Regions from separate parts of the Homo sapiens genome. Here region 2 is linked to region 1. A link is a contact called in ENCODE Hi-C or POLR2A ChIA-PET data. All regions are on one chromosome and are shown on one strand. The core of a region is the stretch at or near the end of the contact, and the rest is flanking DNA. Distances in the headings are between cores, read along the strand shown. Region 1 holds the start of NLGN3 (neuroligin 3). Region 2 overlaps LOC107985688 (a long non-coding RNA gene).

What was found. Hi-C counts contacts between places; a loop is a spot of excess contacts on that map. ChIA-PET counts read pairs that join two places held with the same protein, here RNA polymerase II (POLR2A). Pooled maps may share reads with other maps.
Region 2: a loop to region 1 is called in a map of prostate gland, with 7 times the contacts of the local background. The contact joins the enhancer-like site here to the promoter of NLGN3 in region 1. A Hi-C loop is called at or near these places in 5 of 168 maps with a recorded cell type or tissue (CD4-positive, alpha-beta T cell, K562, dorsolateral prefrontal cortex and 2 more) and 14 of 50 pooled maps. POLR2A ChIA-PET finds 5 or more read pairs at or near these places in 9 of 52 experiments (AG04449, CD4-positive, alpha-beta T cell, H1 and 4 more).

What each region holds. Positions count from the first base shown.
Region 1 is chrX:71,143,503-71,151,153 of GRCh38, reverse strand. NLGN3 (neuroligin 3) reads right to left here and starts at 6,313. Exons shown (of 8, transcript NM_181303.2): 1 at 6,190-6,313; 2 at 2,948-3,604; 3 at 2,249-2,308. The coding sequence starts at 3,404. LOC124905197 (a long non-coding RNA gene) reads left to right here. Exons shown (of 4, transcript XR_007068262.1): 3 at 779-871; 4 at 7,527-7,651. RefSeq lists enhancers at 2,574-3,120, 3,121-3,667 and a silencer at 5,242-5,497.
Region 2 is chrX:71,177,135-71,184,785 of GRCh38, reverse strand. It overlaps LOC107985688 (a long non-coding RNA gene), which reads left to right. Exons shown (of 2, transcript XR_001755878.2): 2 at 769-1,404. Among named protein-coding and RNA genes, the nearest start is that of NLGN3, 36 kb to the right of the region's middle. RefSeq lists enhancers at 2,314-2,403, 2,453-2,747, 2,804-2,853. Within about 2 kb of position 4,010, at least 10 of the 41 ENCODE cell types and tissues checked have a DNase peak (open chromatin) inside an H3K27ac peak, as active enhancers do; they include CD4-positive, alpha-beta T cell, where a contact is called at or near this core.

The DNA.
Region 1 (7,651 bases), core at 5,064-7,563:
TAGGGATGGGGTTTCACCATATTGGCCAGGCTGGTCTCGAATTCCTGAACTCAAGTGACCCACCCGTCTTGGCCTCTCAAAGTGCTGCAATTATAGGCATAAGCCACCGCGCCCGGCCAAACCAGCTGAGTTTTAATACAAGGCTAAGAGCTTCTTCAGAGCAGTGATTAGGCCTTTAGTCATTTCTAAATCTTTCCTCTACCTCACATCCCTCCACATCCCAACAACACCTAGCACATGGCCTTGCCCACAGTCAACAATCACGATTGGTAAATGTGCATGTTTGAGCCGGGGCTTCCAGTCTGCTCTCTGGCCACACTCTCAGGGCTGGACTGGACAGCCCAAGGCTCTTACTGGGCGATCATTCTTCCTAAGAAATGGTTAATGTGAATGCCATCTCTCCTTCAGGTTTTTTTCTTTTCTTTTCTTTCTTTTTTTTTTTTTTTTTTTTTGAGATGGAGTCTCGCTCTGTCGCCCAGGCTGGAGTGCAGTGGCACGATCTCGGCTCACTGCAAGCTCTGCCTCCTGGGTTCATGCCATTCTCCTGCCTCAACCTCCCGAGTAGCCGGAACTACAGGCACCCGCCACCACGCCCAGCTAATTTTTTGTATTTTTTAGTAGAGACGGGGTTTTGCCGTATTAGCCAGGATGGTCTCGATCTCCTGACCTCGTGATCCACCTGCCTCGGCCTCCCAAAGTGCTGGGATTACAGGCGTGAGCCACCACGCCCGGCCTCTCCTGCAGGTTTAAGAGACCTTCCTCCTGAATTCATTTACAGGCTAATGGAATGCTAAGGCCAGAACTGTACCCTACCAACCTCAGATGTGGAAACAGAGGTTCTTGAAGGACAAGACTTGCCTAAGGTCTCACTGTGAGTTGGCAGCAGAGCTGGGACTCAGGCCTTGTGCTTCCCAGACCTGTACTCTTTCTGCAGCACCATGATGCTTCTGAATTACACAAAAAACATCAATTGCCTATGGTGTGTGAGGTCCTGGGTGGGGTATGGGGCTGTGGTGAAATACTATCCCTACAGCAGCGGGTCTCATTCCATGCTCGGGTGTGCATTAGAAGCGCTCAGGGCTCATGTTCAACATATAGATTTCCAGGCTCTGCCCCCAGAAATTCTTATTCAGTAAGGAGCACCCCATCCCAGAAATCCTGGCAACCCCATTCTGAGAAACTCTGCCCTAGGACATCAAAGGAAAACAAACTCCCAGCTTGCCAGAGGGTTGTAGGGATCAAGCTGTGATTTTTCCACCTGTTCCTTAGGCTGTTACTGTTCCAATTCTCCCCAGCCCAGCCACATCTCACCATTTTTTTTGAGTTGGGGAGATGGGAATGAGCAGATGGGAGTTGCTTCTGTGTGCTACAGTGGAAAGAACACGCCCTGAAGGTCAAGAGACCCAGGTTTTGGTCCCAGCTCTGCCACAGACCAGCGACAGGGGCCTTGAGCAGCAGCAAGTCACTCCCCTGGGCCTGTTTCCTCATCTGTAAAATTGGGATACTGATTCCTGCCTTAGACGCTTCCAGAGATACAGGGAGGATTCTCTAAGGTAAATGCCAAGGCACTTTACAGAAAACATGAAGTGATATTCCAACAGGAAGAATTATTATACAGGGGGAGAAACTCCTCTCAGCATGAGGGTAAATTTAAAATTCAGGATCTTTTGCCTCCTTTAAAGTCCATAGTTCCCAGAGACCCCCAAGTTCTGCCACCAGAGCAGCCTGGGTCTATCAGCTACACTCTGGCCAGAGGTAGTGGGGTGGGAGACAGAGGTGTGTATGGCAGGAGTTACTAAACCTGTGTACACGTTTGGTCTAAGCTTCAGGGTGGGAAAATTGAGTCTAGACTTTCAATCCAGGAGAAAGAACACAGAAGGGATGGTCTTCTGGCTCCACCCACTAGGAAAAGGGTGGAGCCTCTGGCTCCATCTTGGCTTCCTAGAGTTTCTCCTGAGGTGTCACCGAGAGAGCCACTGGCTCTGCCTTTGGCACACACTTTAGGGTGGAATTTGGGGCTGGGAAGATTGGAAGAAATAGGGTTGCTGCTTCTGCTCTGAGCCTGCCTTAGGCCACCAAATCCTCCCTGCAAGGCAGCCAGGGCCCTCAGATGAGGTGGCGCTTATGCCTGCTTACTGCCCCCTGAGCCTGGGCTACTTGGAGGAAGGCTGGGTCCTGGGGGCAAGGGCAGGTGGGCAGGCAGCCCTCCCTCTCTCTCTCTCTCCCTCCCCGCCGGCTCGCTACCTACCTCCTTTCCTACAAATTTTCTTGTTGGGCTTTCGGGCGCATTCCTTGGAAATCCGCTTTACTGTAAAATGAATAAAAAACTAAAAAATAACAGGAGGCCTCTGCCCAGGGGCATGCACCCCCCACCCCCCAGGCCCCAAGAGCTGAGCTGCTCTGCAGGCGGCACATGGCAGAGAGCCTGTCCCACCATCTCCTTGTTTCTGTCACTTACCTTAGTGTGACCCCCGCGGGAGGAGGCATCAGCTAGTGAAAGAGGAGGCACCTAAGCATCACCCACCAGGCTTGCTGCCCCACCCCCCACACACCCAGTGCCCTTGGCCACACACACCTACCACCTTTCGAAGCAGGTGGAATGGCAACAGGGGGGCCTGGTGGAGCCAGCATCCTCCCGCGGGTAGCTGCCAGCCGTGACCCATACTCCCCCAGGGGACCCCCATCCAGCACTGGACCGAGACCCGTCAGAGCTCTCAGGCCGGGCCAGGCCCCTCCTGGCAACAGTGTCACTCACACATGGGAGCTCGGACAATGCTGGGAGAGGGAAGAACAGGGAGGGGGGTGGGAGGCCAAGCAGAGTGATGGTTAGAAGCATTTTCACAGACAGACAGATGCATGCTGCAGGGCACACAACCACATGCAAGCCACAAACACAGCAGGGCAGGCGGGAGGCAGGGAGGGCACAGTGCCTGGCCGCAGCACTCACCATCCTCCGTCGGCACATAGACGTTCAGGTAGAGACAGTCTTCGTTGGGCTCCTGGATGTAAGTAGCGACGATATCCAAGTTGGCAGTGAACCAGACCGGCAGCATGACTTCGGGCACAGCTGTGTGGATGTTCTGGGGGCACACTGGGGGAAAGTGTGTGGCGTTCCGGATGCCCGACCAGGATGGGGGTGGTTCAGGGGGCAGGAAACGTTTCTCGCCGATCGGGGGAGCTGCGTAGGGCACCCCCAGGTATTGGTCCACAGGCCCCAGGATCTCACTGGGCAGTGGTACTCGGGCACCCCTTAGCTTCCCAAAGTGAGTGTTGACTGTGGGTGCTGGGGCCTGGGTACTGGCCCTCAGCGCCAAACTGAGGAACCACAGGGTGAGGCACAGGCTCCTGCCAACCGTGGGCTTGGGGCTCAGGGACAGCGAGGGCGGGCCAAGCCGCAGCCACATGTTCCGGGCAGGGGGACTGGCAGGAGAGGCAGACTCCAGGGTCACAGCATCAGCCCAATAGGCAGCCCCTTCATGGCCACACTGACTTGAACCTCAAAACTGAGCTCTCGAGGGACACCTACAGGTGCCCAGCAATGTAGAGAGCAGGTCGTCCAAGCACCACAGCTTCAGAAAGGGGACTCCCTCAGGGCCAGACAGGCCTGTGGAAAGAGGGAAGTATGCGTCATCCAAGATGGTCTGGGAGGGCAACAGAGTTGGTCTTTGGGGGCCCTGCTGGGCTTGGGCTATTCTCTTATAGGTAGGAGAGGTTTCACATGCCCAGGGGCCCAGGGACTGTGATCCCACAGATGATCCACTGCCAATCAGAACCATTCTATGTGCCTGGCCATGGCTGGAAAATCCAAGGGGTTTGACAGTGACAGTTGTTGCCACTGCAAGTTCCCGGTGCCCAACTTCAATTCTACAGCCAAAGGGGTTCATCAGGGTCGGCTGGAGCCAGAATAGCATGTGACAGCCAGGGGGTGGGGAGAAACAAAAATGGAGCTCAGGTCCCTGGGCATGCTGCTTGAACAGAGCTGTGTAGCCCTTGGGACCTGGTAAGCCCACACAGGGACCTCCACTTCAGGACAGGGTGGGATTGTCAACCTCACTCCGGGACACTAAGACACAAGAACAGAAAGCAGCAAATCGGCAGAGTCCCACAGAGAGACTCCCTCACCCTCAGGCAGGGCAGAGGGCGGGACAGCCATTCACGGGAGTCCTCCTCGGACCCTCCTGCGCCCCTCCTGTACATTTCTCCTCAGCCCTCACTGCTCCCAAATCCTTAAGCCTTGGTCCTTTCGGTTGGCTCTCTCTTAATTCACACCGAATTCCAGAAGTGAGGCAGAAAGAGTTCTGCCTAGCACCCTAGGCATTGTGGATGCTCTTCCGGTGTATTATAAAATAAACAACGGAGCATGGGGAACACATATTCAGAGACTCATAGAAATAAACTCACAAAGACTCAAAGAGGGAATGAGAGAGACCAAGCCAGGATCACAGACACTGCGATATTCACTCACAGAGACATATATTCCAAACCCACAGAGATCCCCTCATATAGTCCCACATTCTGAGACAGAGCACCTCACACAGCCAGAGCCTCACAGAATGATACATTCAGAGACACACATAGAGACTTACTGAAATATAATCACACATACCCGCATAGGTAAATATCCAGACACATGCAGCATAATGGTGACACATAGGTGGAGACAGAAACAGAAATAGCAACACACTCAGACACATAGGCCTTCTGACACAGTTACACAGTCAACACATAGACACAGGCACACACAGATACTCCCGCATGCTCCCGCACACACACGCACACACACGCACACCCACGCCACATGCACATTTAGTTTTCCTCCATTTCTCCCGCCTTCCCAGATTGCAGGCCTGCTCCTTTAAGAACTGGCTGAAGGGGTGGGGGAGGGAGATTGGGAACGCCCGGCAATCAGCCACCACGAGAGGGGAATGAGAATGTGTGTGTGTGTGTGTGTGTGTGTGTGTGTGTGTGTGTGTGTGTGTGTCTGTGTGTGTGTGTGTGTGAGAGAGAGAGAGAGAGAGAGAGAGAGAGAAGAAAAAGGAAGAGGAGGGAGGGCGGGTAAAGTGGCTAAAGGGGTGGGGGCTCAGAGGAAATGAGGAAATGGGGAGCAAAGTATGGGGGGTAAGATCCCAGACACTGCCCAGAATGCACCCGGGTGTGGGGAGGAGGGGAAGGGGAAGGAAGGGGTAGGAGTAGGGAGGTGGGGCAGGAGGGAGTGGGTGGGTGTGTGTATTGGGGGGGGCATAGTCCGCAGCTGAGTTCACACAATCCCCCCATTCACCGTCTCCATGGCAACTCCAGGGCACAGACCGCTCATTCACACAGCTTCCCCACCAGCAACCCCCCCACATTAACCCCCTCGGTGCTGCCCCCAACCCACAAATTCCATTAACCCTTTCGGGATGCCCTCCTCTCCAGTAACCCTTCGGCGCCAAATGCCAAATTCTCCTTTGAGTCAATTCCCTGCAGCCCCTCCCCCGTGAACACCTAGACAATCGGACCGACCCCCAAACGCCCTCTGTACCCTAGGACCCACTGTGAATCCCCAAGGCCAAGATCTCCATCCTGGTCCAACTTGCAATTTGGGAGAAGACAAGGGGAGGCAGCAATGCCGGGGATGAGAATGGCATCTCGGGGTACTTTTGGGGCTGCAGCGGTGCTGGGCGCGGGGCATTGTGCAGGAATGGACCAATATTGAGAACTGCAGTATTGGGGGCTACGAGGGCTTGGAATGGATTGGGGGATGGAGTTGCACTGGAATGGGGGAGGATAGGATAAAGGCCTCCATTGGGTGGGGGGGCTGCAGATAGTGGGGGAGGGAGCCTGGCTATGAGATGCTATGATGGAAGGGGGATGGGGCTGCACTGCAGGGGAGGGGGGACTGGCAATGTGCAATCCCGGGATGGGGCTGGGGGCCCTCAATAGGGGTATTTTGATGAGCATGCGGGATGGGCTGTGGAAATAGAGGGACCATGGGCGGGAGGATGTTAGGGATGCGGGATTTAGGGAGGAGGTAGAAGGGAGAACAGAAGCGGGGGAGGATCGGGGGTCAGGGGTACCGATGGAGAACATGGGGTTGAGAGGGATGGGGGCCACTGGCTGGGGAGTGGAGGAGCCTGGGATTGGGAGGGGTTAGGATGGGGGCAAGGTATGGGCAGCTAGAGGATGAGAGACCGGGGCAGGCGGCCTCACCTGTTCCCCGGGCTGCTGCAAGCGACTGAACCGGGCCACGGACCACCCATATCGCCTCCAGGCCAAGGGCTCCGCACCCGAATCCCCGAGATCAGCTCTCCGGCAGCCTGGCTGCTGTGCCCGCGCACCGAGGGGGCGCGCTGCGCGTTCCCGGACACGGGGGGGCGCGGTCCCTGCCATTAACTCCTTTTGTGCCAGAGATGGCTCAAGTCCTGGGGCATGGCCCAATTCCCCCCATGCTCAGGCACGTTCCGCTCCCTCTCTCTCACGCGGGCGCGCACACACACCTCAGATTGCAAGCTATCAGACAGGTGATCTTCCAGGGCAGCTAGCCCAAACTTTACCCGCAAAGCTTGAGACTTTGTCCCAAAGGGAGAAACTGAGGCACTGCCTGCAGGAACCCTCAGTCATACTACACAAAAACACACCTCCACCTCAATCAGCATCCCTTATTTCTCAGCGCCAGCACTACCCAAGCAGCAACCAGTGGGGCCACTCTGCTCTCATCCTGTCACTCTCCCAAAGGTCAATGCTGTTCCCTTCTGCTGCTTCTGCTGGGGCATGTCAGACTGTCAGCATGCCAGTTGTCTGACCATTTCAGTCTCTCCCCTCCAGGTTCAGTGTCTTTGTGTCTTGTGTTTTTGTATGTGGCGCACCTGCCATTTGTTTAGCAACCCCCAAGCCCCTCTGAATGTCCCTCATCCCAGCCAAGCCTGTACTCCTGTGGCTCCTCAGAATGTTTATGTCAGGATAGAATAAGTGAGAAGAAAGCTTCAGTCATGTTTGCCTTTACACTGTTGGGGAGTTCCATTCCTTGTGCACGCAACTCTTAAACTTGGTAAGTCCCATATAAGCAAGGGCTTCGTGGGCCTCAAAGAGGGCTATTTTATTTTTTATAACTTGGGTACTGATTGGTGCTCCTGGTTTTGCCAGCACACTAGACACTTCCCAGTAATAGGGTGCAACTATGGCTTGCATGTTATCCTTAAGTTGTCAAATCATCCTGTACCACCCACTCACAAGGCTGAGGCTGATCCTCTTCCAGCCCTAGCTAGGCAGGGCAGAAGACTCCAAGACTCCATTGTAGTAAACCAGTTGGCTCTCCTGGACAGCCTTGGATCTAGAACTCAAACTGGAAAGCAAGAGGGCGAGAATGGCCCTGCCGCAGCTCCAAATGTGACTCTGGGGCAACAGTTTTGAGTTTTCTCTACTGTAAAATGGGAGCGAGCAAGTCATCCTGGGTAACTGCCAAGGTGGGTCACGTGAGAACAGGCAGTTCTGGCAGTAGGGCAGAGAGAGAAAGGGTGCTTATTTTTACTGGTCTCTCTTCCTCCTAGAACCAAACGGTCCTTCCACGACCTATTCTATGATGGCACATGCCAATGGAGGGCAATTTTTCATCCAGGAATGTGACTCTCAGGGAAGTTCTCTGTCCTATGAAAGGTATGCCACTTGGTGCATG
Region 2 (7,651 bases), core at 2,761-5,260, 36 kb before region 1:
AGGAATCCAACTTCTATCACTGTCCTTCTAAAAGATAAGGTAGAGCATACTGATTAAATGCACAGGCTCTAGACTTTAATTTCCTAGATTCAAATCCCACTTCTTTCACTTACAGCTAGTTGTGTGGTGTTGGGGTAAGTCACTTCATCTCTTTGAACCACAGCTGGCTCATCTGCAAAATGGGCATGATAATGATACCTACATCAGAAGGTCACTGTGAGATTTAAAGAAGATAACATGCTTAATATATACCTGGCACCTAAGTAAATATCCAAGAACTATTTTCTATCGTTATTGTTTTTATGTTTCCAGTATCTACGACAGAATTGGCACTCAACAAACGTGTGTTGAGAGGGGAGGAGGAAAAGAAATAACAATCACTGGTTATTCCATTTCCTGATCAAAGTCGATTCCATTTGCTAATCCCACTCCCACCTCGGGAGGCAAATACCTTATCTCCATTTGGTTCTGTCACTCAGCTATTTCTGCAATCCCATGTCCTCTAGGAATCCTTTGCAGTTGAGAGCCAATAGCTTTCCTGGTCCCAATCTGCCTAGATAAACAAAAAACTCTCACGATTGCCCACTCCCACTTTTCATCTCAGTTACATGCATTTATCCTGATTCCTTCCCCCTGAAATTGCACTGACCCCAGATGTGTGGCTGGTGTGAACATTTGTGGATTACACATTTTACACATGAACCTACTTCTCCCCACCCTGCATGTATGTGCTTTCTGCATTTTCTTTTTTTATTTTATTTTTTTAAGACAGGGTCTCACTGAGTGCAGCGGCACGATCTTGGCTCACTGCAACCTCCGCCTCCCAGGTCCAAGCGATTCTCCTGCCTCAGCCTCCTGAGTAGCTGGCATTACAGGTATGAACCATCATGCCCAGCTAATTTTTGTGATTTTAGTAGAGACAGGGTTTCACCATGTTGACCAGGCTGGTCTGGAACTCCTGACCTCAAGTGATCCGTCTGCCTCGGCCTCCTAAAGTGCTGGGATTACAGGCATGAGCCACCGTGCCTGGCCGCTTTCTGCATTTTTAGTGTCACTCAACCCTTGTTGTCTCTGATTGTCAAGGCAACGACTACGTGTAAAGTAATGTGGACAGAGTCTTGGACAGAGAAATGCCTCAGAAATGTTTTGTGATGAAGATGAAGGAGAGGCGCTGGAAGCAGAAACTGGGGAGGGGGTAGGATTCGTGTCTCCACTTACTCTCCACCCCAGCAGGGACAGAAAGCATGCCTCCTCTTTCCTGTTCATTGGCTACATTCCTCTCTGAGGCCAGAGGGGCAAGCTGGACAATGCAAATGAACTTTGGATGAGACTTAGCCAAGGGGCCTCCAAAGGGAGAGCAGCGGGGCTGCTTAGGAGGGAATAAAAAAATAAGGTGGTCACCTATTTCTTAGCACCTTCTTTGTTTTCCCAATCGGCAAACTCCTGTCCTCTCCTGGAGATCCAAGACCAAAATGCAAAAGCTCCCTCAGAATATGTGCCTGAGTCTGAGAGCACTTTGCAGACTGGGAGGCCCCTGAGTCTCTAGCCTTTGGTATGATACTCAGGCTCCGGGGAATTGATCCTGCACCCATTATTCACAAAGCCCTATACAAGGCAGTGTTAAACTTAGGTCAAACTGCAAGTTTTCAATCACATGCTTTAGCTGTGGGATAAAGAGACACAGCAGAGAAGTGGTGATGGTTGTGTGAGCATCAAAGAGCAAATGAGACTACAAGAAGCAGCCCAAAGGGGGCAAATTTAGCCAGTCTCTTGCCAACTTCTCACTATGGATGTTCTATTGGCTTCATTTGACCCTATCCAGGAAAGCTAGGATTTCTTGTGCAGGTGGAAGTCCATTCATTCGCCTATTTCAGGGGTCTGGGTCCAGAAGAGCTTGTTAGTTCAGTCTCAGCTCCCTACTTTTCTTACTCCCCCTTCCTTTCCCCCTCCTCCTATTAACGACTGAAGGTCTGTTTCCTCTTTAGGGCTGCAATTTTGCATTTGCAGCCCCCGGCAAAACTGTCATACGTGCCCACCGCAGGTGCCCACTGCAGATGCCCGAGACCCAGAGAAATGTTTGTAAACTTTCAACCCTGACTGTACTCCCCCGGACTCCTCCCTCAGTGGGGCCGGCTGTTGGGGCAAGGCAGCTGACCTTTGCTAGGGACTCAGAGCTGCGGGGGTTCTGGAATTGAACTGGAAATTGAGTGGCAAAAGCCCCGCTGTCGTTTCTCCTGCCCCTGCTCCCACCCCGATCTTGTGGACGAGAAAAAGCTCAAAGAACAGTGAGGGGTTAAGCTCCTTATAAGGAAATGAACCTCCTCTTTCCTGTACGGAAATTGTGCTTTTTGCTTCTATATGTTCAAAATACACTGTAAAAAAACGATCCTCGATAGGATTCACCAAATCCACTTCCCTAGGGCGAGGCGGCGGAGGTGGGGGGTGGGCGTCGAGTGGGAGCGAGGAGAGAGAGGACGGGAGGGGCGGGAATCAGGCGAGTGTGTGAAGAATTTGAGGGATGAGTCATCAAAAACAAACTGGGAAAGGGAGCGGAACTAGTAATCCGAGCTGGGAAGCAGACGAACATTCATTAGACGCAGATCGTGTCAATCACGTTTGCTCCGCAAATGACCTGAGAGCCTGCCGGGCCTCTCCGACCGGAAAAAGGGTTTTGGTGGGCGGTCTAAAGATTTTGAAATCGGAAAAGGCAGATTGCTAGCGAGCCGTCAGAGCAGCTTGCCGCAGCTCAGGCGGGCTCCGCAGAAAGATGGCGTTTGCTATCAAGGTCACATGGCCACTTTAGGGGACTAAAACGAAATACTAGCTGAGAACAACAGGAACTGCCAGCACAGGATCAGATTTTCAGAAGCAGTCTCAATTCTAAGTGTCTTTTTCTAATTAGAATCGTAAGCACATTTTTTTGTATTTGTCCGAACACATGTCCTAAGTCATCAAAACTATGTGAAGGGGTGGAGTTTCACTGGGGGTCTTCTCTTTCCGGGAGCCTGAAAAGGATGGGAGGAGGGTGGGGGAAACCCAAGGGCCAGGGTAACCGCAGAACCGGAAAGCAGCACGTGCCAGGACAGAAGGCACCCACTAGGGTCTCTGCACTGAGAGCAGTATGGGAAACCGATTCCACCAGGGACTGTGAAACTCACTAGATCTGTTAGGCTGGTGCAAAAGTAATGGCGGTTTTTGCCGTTAAAGGTAATTGCAAAAACCGCCATTACTTTTGCACCAACCTTCAGGTTCGGGTCTACGCAGCTTTGTCTAACCTCTGACCTCTCATGAGTTGGGAAAGGTTACCCTGGCAAAAAAGGATTTGCTTAGGTGCCCTATACATTGTACCAGATAACTTCCTCTATGATTTTTTTTTTTTTTTTTGAGATGGAGTTTTCACTCTTGTTGCCCAGGCTGGAGTGCAATGGCACGATCTCGGCTCCTTGCAACCTCCGCCTCCCGGGTTCAAGTGATTCTGCTGCCTCAGCCTTCGAAGTAGCTGGGATTACAGGTACCTGCCACCACATCTGGCTAATTTTTTGTACTTTTAGTGGAGATGGGGTTTCACCATGTTGGCCCAGCTGGTCTCGAACTCCTGACCTCAGGTGATCCACCTGCCTCAGCTTCCCAAAGTGCTTGGATTACAGGCGTGAGTCACTGCGCCTGGCCTCCTCTGTGGTTAAGCTTTATTTATTTATTTATTTATTTATTTATTTATTTATTTATTTATTTTGAGATGGAATTTCGCTCTGTCATCCAGGCTGGAGTGCAGTGGTTCAGCTCAGTGCAACTTCCACCTCCCGGGTTCAAGCTATTCTCCAGCCTCAGCCTCCCGAGTAGCTGGGGTTACAGGAGTGTGCCACCATGCCCAGCTAATTTTTGTATTTTAGTAGAGATGGGGTTTATTTTATTTTTATTTAGTAGAGGCAGGGTTTCACCATGTTGGCCAGGCTAGTCTCAAACTCCTGACCTTAGGTGATCTGCCCATCTCGGCCTCCGTAAGTCCTGGGATTACAGGTGTGAGCCATCAGGCCCGGCCAACTATGGTTAAACTTTAGTTGATACAAGATAAGAAATGTGAACACTGTAAGCCCATTTGTTTGTGTGTTCTCTTGTTACCTCTTTTGGTTACTTTCTTATTCATTAGTGTCCTAGCAAATGTTACTTTTCAAAAATTGCAGCCTTGTCTTAACTAAAAGATAAAAAGGAATTTGTTTACTTCTTAGCCGGTACAGTTAGAGGGCATGCACTCTGGCAGCCCTGTAATATAGGGACCAGGGAAGAACTGAGGCAAATAAAAGTAGTGATCCATGAATCGAAGCATTCAAATCTAGCTGATGGTTTCTTTCTTTTGCACTTCTGCCATTTTCATGCCCCTCACCTGCAATTGACAATCCAAACTGAGAGCTGGTCCAGGATTCTCCAGCACCCAGAAGAGCCTGAGTGGGCACAACAGAAACTCAGACTTTAAGGGTACCTAGGAATGGAAGTAGTAGCAGAAGGATTAACCTTTTCATTAGCTCAGTCTTGTCCTTGCTCAGCTCTGGCCATCCCAGTTCAAGCCATCCCCTCAAACTATGCTCTACTAATACTCCTTTATAAGTTATCATCAGACCACTCCAGTTTTTGTTTGTTTGTTTGTTGTTGTTGTTGTTGAGACAGAGTCTCAGGCTGTCGCCCAGGCTGGAGTGCAGTGGCGCGGTCTCGGTTCACTGCAACCTCCGCCTCCCAGGTTGAAGTGATTCTCCTGCCTTACCCTCCAGAGTAGCTGGGATTACAGGCACCCGCCACCATACCTAGCTAATTTTTGTATTTTTTGTAGAGACGGGTTTTCACCACGTTGGCCAGGCTGGTCTCAAAAATTCCTGACCTCAAGTGATCCGCCCACCTCGGCCTCCCAAAGTGCTGGGATTACAGGTGTGAGCCACCGCACCCAGCCTCAGTGTCAGTTTTATTGATCCTTTTGAATCTATTTAGGAATGGGGCTTGAGGGAAAAGGGGGCCACCATCTGTTCTGTTATCTGAGGCACCGTTTCTCCCTCCCCTAACCTTTAAGAGGGGCTGTAGGAATTCTAAGTGTAGTTTCAATAAACAGGTTTCTTATGGAGGAGCTATTCTAGCTCAGTCGTTCTAGAATAGTATAGCCCACTCAGGAAGAAACAACATTTAAACTTGAGCTCAGGGGGAACAAGACTCATTTACTGCTCCTCCCTTGGCCACCCTAGACAATCATGACAATTTCTCTTGGTCACGTCTGAGAGAGAGGTGTTGTAATAATCTTTTGTGGATACTCAAGTCATCATAAGAGAATGTGTGGGGGTAGAGAGAGAGGGACATGGCAAACCCAGTCCTGTAGTATTCTGGGGAAAGTACTCTGGGGGAAGATACTCTATTTACCCCAGGGGTACTCTAGGGAAAAATATAAACTTTGGTAACATAGGAAAGGATGGCTATGAGGCCTGGTTCAGGACTTTCCCTTTCCTCCTCTTCTTTTCCATTTACACAGACCCCAGAGTGCCTCTGAATGGCTGGTTCTATCCTACTGGAAGGAAGATAGCCCCATCCCTAGATGCTGGGAAGCAGTTCAATGCTCTTGATTTAGGAAGGAGGGGGAAGGCGGCTTCTACACAAGGGCGCTATATTCTGTCTCGGACACCAGGTGGCACCAAATCATAACCATAGGTCCGAAGAAACCATCAGGAAATGGACCTTGAGAGCCCTTGAACTATTTTCCTCTCCCTCCCCACTCCCCACATGAAATTGAAGAATATGAAGCCTTTCAGATATGGCAGATGACCCTCCTTCAATGAAAACTCTTGAATTCTTAAGCCAGAGCCACTTCCAGCTGAAGATTTTTAGGATTTATTATTATTATTTTTTGAGAAGGAGTTTCACTCTTGTGGCCCAGGCTGGAGTGCAATGGCGTGATCTTGGCTCACTGCAACCTCTGCCTCTGGGTTCAAGCGATTCTCCTGCCTCAGCCTCCTGAGTAGCTAGGATTACAGGTGCCCGCCACCACACCCAGCTAATTTTTGTATTTTTAGTAGAGACAGGGTTTCACCACGTTGGCCAGGCTGGTCTAGAACTCCTGACCTCAGGTGATCCACCCGCCTTGGCCTCCCAAAGTGCTGGGATTACAGGTGTGAGCCACCGCGCCTGGCCGATTTTTAGGATTTAAATGTGGCATTAGTCCCTGTTCTTCCCAGAGACCTATTTTTCAGCTTCAGAAAAGGAAAAAGGTGATTTTCCTAGAACCTTTCTGGATGCCACCACCCTCCAGAAGAGTTGTTTTTCTCCAAGGAGGTCAGTTGAACAACAGACATGAGACCTCAGAGGCTCTGCTTAAATTCTAGTCCTCCTTCTGAAGGACTGAATGCTCTACCCTGGGCATGCTGAAAATGACCGTGTCTAAAAAAGTTGTGATGTGGCTGACCAGCCTCATTACTTCTTACAATCAAACAGGCCTGCTTCCAGCACCGCAGACGCGTTCCATAAATACCCATCCCTAGACTCCTCCACCTGGAATGCTGTCCTCTCTCAGCCGTGTCCATCTGTCAGATCCATCCCATTTGTCAGGGTACAGATCAAACTCTTTGAAGCCTCTCTTTTGGTTCCCCCCAGTCTGAAGGGCCTGCTCCCTCTTCTGAATTACTGTAATAACTTGGGCCATTTTGCCCTGTTATACTTTATACCACGGCTATTTGTGAACATATCTCTGCTACAGAACTGTGAGCTCCCTGAAGGCAAAGACTATGTCGTATTTATCTTTTTATAGCCTATACTGAGGAACACAGTAGGCACTCAGTCATAATAATAATATCTGACATTTGTATAATGCTTACAGTTTCCGAAGCACATTCACATACATCTTCTCATTTAATCCTTACAACAACTCTGTGAGGTAGGTGTAATCGTCCTGTCCCTATTTTACAGATGAGCAAACAGACTCGGAGATGTTAAACCCTTCAACCAAGGTCATCCAGCTAGGAAGAGGCAGAGATGGATCTGAATGCAGGTTTTCTGACCCTATAGTCCAGTTATTTCAACTTTCTACATCTGAGCTGTTGGTTGGAAAATTCCTTCTTGGAGACTGAAGCCACAGGGCTCATCCTGGGGGCTGGGGAGAAGGGAGGAGAAGATCTAAAGGTCAAACTCCTCTCCTTTCGTTCCCACTCCCTTCTCCTCCCCACTCCCTGTTTCCAAAAAGAATTTCAGAATGCAGTCTTGTTTTGTTGAAGAATGCCCTGGCGTGAGATGTCCTTGTAGATAAGAAGGAAAAATGTGGGGTGAAGACAGGACAGTTGGGTGTATTCACAGCTGGTGACTAATGGATCTTTGTCAGCCTGGAGGGAGGTCCTTTGCCTAGCCAATAATTTAATTAATGACTTGGATGAGGACATTGATGACGTGCTGATCAAATTTGCAAATGACATGAAGCTGGCTTCAGAAAGATCCCAAGAGTCCATAATGAACCAGGAAGATGAAATGTAAAGTTTCATAATTAAGTTTTTAAAACCAAATGCTTAAGTGCAAGGTAAGAGAGACATGTGTGAAAAGGTTTTAAGTGTTTGGGGTGATTGTAACCTCATTATTTTTGACACTAGCTGCCCCGAATGCTAATATGTTAGGGTCTGGAATGGGGGAGATTACA